2 separate regions of the Homo sapiens genome follow, and region 2 is linked to region 1. A link is an interaction called in ENCODE POLR2A ChIA-PET data of the cell type or tissue named here. Cell type or tissue: OCI-LY7. All regions are shown on one strand.

What was found. Peaks named below come from ENCODE experiments on the same cell type or tissue, not always from the same donor. Only the 100,000 strongest peaks of a DNase experiment are listed, where the experiment ranks them.
Region 2: POLR2A ChIA-PET joins it to region 1 with 5 read pairs; 4 of 35 experiments call an interaction of 5 or more read pairs at or near these places.

What each region holds. Positions count from the first base shown.
Region 1 is chr16:71,727,102-71,729,601 of GRCh38, forward strand. AP1G1 (adaptor related protein complex 1 subunit gamma 1) reads right to left here. Exons shown (of 23, transcript NM_001128.6): 23 at 1,899-2,500. Among named protein-coding and RNA genes, the nearest start is that of PHLPP2, 3.7 kb to the left of the region's middle. RefSeq lists a silencer at 956-1,025. In OCI-LY7, no CTCF peak of the experiment used is centred here; a DNase peak (open chromatin) is centred at 1,030; H3K27ac peaks cover 1,834 bases.
Region 2 is chr16:71,655,489-71,657,988 of GRCh38, forward strand. It overlaps PHLPP2 (PH domain and leucine rich repeat protein phosphatase 2), which reads right to left. Exons shown (of 19, transcript NM_015020.3): 16 at 1,083-1,193. Among named protein-coding and RNA genes, the nearest start is that of MARVELD3, 31 kb to the left of the region's middle. In OCI-LY7, no CTCF peak of the experiment used is centred here; no DNase peak of the experiment used is centred here.

The DNA of each region.
Region 1 (2,500 bases):
TGCTTCCCCTCTCTGGTATGTACACACGCACACACCTTCTTTATGCCAGGAGCTTTTCCAGATCTTCACTACAAAATGGGAAGTCTGGAGAAGGGAAGCTCATGCCTATCAGATGTTGGGAGAGGAAGCAGATGAGACTTATATTTACTTATTTATATCTAGTACGCACTCCAGTGATCCACAAAGTCATCTTTGGGCCTAAATCCCTTGTTATTCTACCAATAGGTTAAGCAGATTTGGATATTCCTAATTTTGGTTCCAAATAAACAGGCAGTGTTTACCTAGCTTCAAAGTTTGGAGAATTTTTCTGTGAACATTTTGATATTTTTCAAATATGGGGACAATTGAATTGACAATTGAAGACATAGGATAGAAAACCCTTAAAAGTGATAAAAATTAATTTGGTGCTTCTGAATTGAAATTCAGATCTGAATACTATTTGTTGTATTGTTAAATGTCTATTACTGGCTAAACTTTTCTATTTTCCTCTAATTACATGAAGGTGCCAACTAAATTTAATATTAGAAACAACTATGAATTTTAACTAACTCATACATAAGATTATAGAAATGTTGCTTATCAAACAGTACCAAAGGGCACTTCTGCATAAACTAGATAACTGCCAGGGCCTACACCCTTCCCCTTTTCAATCGGGACTATCACACTCTCCCCTTTCTCAATCAAGGGACTGTCAGGGATCATCAGAATAACAGAAAACCTAAAGCTACCAACCTCCAAAACACAGAGTTGACAGCCAGGCACAGTGACTCACGCCTGTAATCCCAGAACTTTGGGAGGCAGAGGCTAGTGGATCACTTGAGCCCAGGAGTTTGAGACTAGCTTGGGCAACATAGTGAGACCCTGTCTCTACCAAAGGAAAAAAAAAAATACAAAAATTAGCCAGGCATGGTGGTGCATGCCAGTAGTCCCAGCTACTAGAACGGCTGAGGTGGGAGGACTGCCTGAACCAGGGCAGTCAAAGCTGAAGTGATCAGTGACCGCACCACTGCACTCCAGCTGGGTGACACAGCGAGACTCTGTCTTAAAAAAAGACAAGCCAGGTGCGGTGGCTTACGCCTGTAATCCCCGCACTTTGGGAAGTTGAGGCAAGAGGATTGCTTGAGGCCAAGAGTTCAAGACCAGCCTAGGCAACATAGCAAGACCACATCCCTACAAAAGTTAATATATACAAAATACACAGTTCATATAAAATAGACCATGAAATATAACTCATTTTGACTGGTCAAGCCTTCCTCTGCCCAGTCACAGATACACTTGAAAAATTCACAAAAAGCAGCTTATAAAGAAAACCCATAACCACCCTTAATATACATTTCATCTTGGTTTCTCTGCCTTGAGAATTGACCTATGGAGATTAAGCATGAAATTAATCATATTATAGTTAAAATGTCCAATTGCACTTAGGACTTTTTTACTGTCTATAACACAAGTTTGTTGTTGTTGTTGTTTTTGAGATGAAGTTTCACTCTTGTCACCCCAGGCTGGAGTGCAATGGCGTGATCTCGGCTCACTGTAACCTCCGCTTCCTGTGGTCAAGCAATTCTCCTGCCTCAGCCTCCCGAGTAGCTGGGATTACAGGCATGCGCCACCACACGTGGCTGATTTTGTATTTTTAGTAGAGACAGGGATTCTCCATGTTGGTCAGGCTGGTCTCTAACTCCCAACCTCAGGTGATCCGCCCACCTCGGCCTCCCAAAGTGCTGGGATTACAGGCGTGAGCCACCGCGCCTGGCTACAAGTTTTTAAGTGATTCAAATTCCTCTCTTGGTGAGACTTATGTGTGAAAGGAATACTAACAGGTCAGTAAGTTAGCTCAACCTCTGGAATAAGAATTCATCTAAGTCTTCTAATCCAATTGTAAGAAGCAAGGAAGCAAATTTTAAATCATTGGGTATTGACTTTTTATTATTAGTCACTGTTCATAATTTGTTTCAACCAAAAGACAGTACACACAGCAGAATTCTAATGCATCCCATGTAAATGTTTACATCCATTTTATTCCTCACTCGCCTCTAAGACTTATCATTTAACTTTAAATTTTTTTTTTTACATCTCAAAAATATGTCTGCAATAATTAGAGCTTCATTAGCTGTCCCACTTGGAAACAGCTTTTTAATATTTTTACAGTAAAGAAGATGTGATGGGGCATAATGAAAATGTAACTTACAACACTAAGAAAGAAAAGGGCCTTTATAGGAACACAGTGGGAGTTCATAAAGGAAAGAGTTCAGAAGCTCTTTCCCATGGGGCCCCCAAATGGAAAACAAAAACAAAACACACAAAGCGCAACCGCAGGTTCTTTGAGGGAAGAAAAAAAAAAAAAAAAAAACCAACTCCAAGGCTCCATCTTGAAGCCAGAATCAGCCTCTTGGAAGTCTGTAAAGCAACTGTGCAAGCTGCTTCGGCATTTCCTTCTGTTAAAGTGTTCCAGGTCCTGGAACCCTGTCGATGGGACCCACTCACTGATATTGCTTGAAAA
Region 2 (2,500 bases), 72 kb before region 1:
CTCCAGGGAGCATTCTTTTTTTTTTTTTTTTTGAGAGGGAGTCTTGCACTGTCACCCAGGCTGGAGTGCAGTGGCATGATCTTGCCTCACTGCAAGCTCCACCTCCCAGGTTCACGCCATTCTCCTGCCTCAGCCTCCCGAGAAGCTGGGACTACAGGTGCCTGCCACCACGCTGGGCTAATTTTTTTGTATTTTTAGTAGAGATGTTAGCCAGGATGGTCTTGATCTCCTGACCTCATGATCCGCCCACCTTGGCCTCCCAAAGTCCTGGGATTACAGGTGTGAGCCACCGCGCCTGGCCAGGAGCATTCTTTTAAAAAGTAAGTATTAATTAAAGGTGGCAAAGACTACTAGCAAATCGTAATCTACACGTAAGAAAAGTCCCTAGACATGATAATTAAGCAACATCTGAAAGAGCTAATGTCCTAAGGAAAGGGGAAACAGTCGCATTCATGGGCAGTACATATTAGCTTTGCAATGCTGCCAAAGGCTGGTAAGATAAAGCACTTTCTCTTAGTAGTGACTAAGGATTAGCTTTGTCAAGGCCTATCAGTCAAAGACCACCAGAGCACACCTATGGTTGAAAAAGTTGAGTTTATTACCCCTTATAGCAAATGAGAGTGCACCCCATGGAACCCCGGGGTATACAGGTAAGTCTTGCTGAAAAGAACCCAGTATAGGGTTTGGACTTTGGTTTGGTCACTTTGGGGAGGGTCTAAGGAAGAGGATCATACTAGACTGGGTGTCATCAGAAAGTGAGGCCATTCTATTGCTGGGTATAAAACTTATCTATAGGGAAGGAAAATTAGCAGAAGGATAAAGCTGTAACTGGTAAAGAAAGTAGCATCTACCCATCTTAGCCATGAAAGGGGGTGTTTGGTATTCTGTTGACTACACATTAGTATTGTTTTTGTCTTAAAACGTTATCATGATCCCAAAGGGATCTTATCTGACGCTGATGTTCTATGATTTGTCTGTGTACAACAGAACAACATGGCCTAGCTATTATGAGCATCAGGCCAGTTCTCAGATGCCAGGGGCTGCCTTTTTTCTTTCTCAGTCTCCATGGCCAATATACTCACTTATTTCTCTGCCCTGCCATCTCAGCCAGTCCATGGCTCCAGAAGGTTGACGTAACTGTAGAATCTGTGGTTGGCAAAGGTTTCTGATCAATTTTCAGGGTTGTGATATGGCTGTGGGAGGTGAAGGAAGATTAAACCATATATTCTTCTGTATTTTACAAAAACTATCCCAACAATAGTATTCTTTTTTTTTTTTTGAGATGGAGTCTCCCTCTTGTCACCCAGGCTGGAGTGCAGTGGTGTGACCTCAGCTCACTGCAACTGCTGCCTCCCGGTTCAAGCAATTCTCCTGCCTCAGCCTCCTAAGCAGCTGAGATTACAGGTGTATGCCACCATGCCCGGCTAATTTTTGTATTTCTTTATTTTATTCTATTTTATTTATTTATTTTTTTGAGACGATCTCCCTCTGTTGCCCAGGCTGGAGTGCAGTGGCGCAATCTCGGCTCACTGCAACCTTCGCTTCCTGAGTTCAAACGATTCTCCTGCCTCAACCTCCCAAGTAGCTGGGATTACAGGCACCTGCCGTAACAACCAGCTAATTTCTGTATTTTTAGTAGAGACGGGGTTTCACCATGTTGGCCAGGCTGGTCTCGAACTCCTGACCTCAAGTGATCCGCCCGCCTCGGCCTCCCAAAGTGCTGGGATTACAGGTGTGAGCCACCGCTCCCGGCTAATTTTTGTATTTTTAATAGGGATGGAGTTTTGTCATGTTGACCAGGCTGGTCTCAAACTCCTGACCTCAGGTGATCCACCCACCTTGGCCCCTCAAAGTGCTGGAATTACAGGCGTGAGCCACCACGCCCGGCCAACAATAATATTATCTTTTTTTTTTTCTCTTTTTTGAGAAGGAGTCTCGCTGTGTCGCCCAGGCTGGAGTGCAGTGGCGTGATCTCTGCTCATTACAAGCTCCGCCTCCCGGGTTCACGCCATTCTCCTGCCTCAGCCTCCTGAGTAGCTGGGACTACAGGCGCCCGCCACCTCGCCCGGCTAATTTTTTGTATTTTTAGTAGAGACGGGGTTTCACCATGCTAGCCAGGATGGTCTCGATCTCCTGACCTCGTGATCCACCCACCTTGGCCTCCCAAAGTGCTGGGATTACAGGCGTGAGCCACCGCACACGGCCAATAATATTATCTTTTAATAAAATAATCTATGGACTGACTAAGATTCATTTCCAGAGAGACTGATGAAAGTAGTATGCTGAACTACTGGCAAAGAAGGAGGGGAGAGAAAGGAAAGGGGTAGGAGGATCAAAGGGGTAGGAGTTTCAATAAAAAACTAAGCACAACAAAGATTTCTATGTTTTAGCCAACCATCTATTTATGTTAAGTATTTTGATACAATGAAGTCTTGGTACAATGGATGAACTTGTATTGTCTCTTAGATATTATATAATCTGTGCCACCTAAAACATCTAT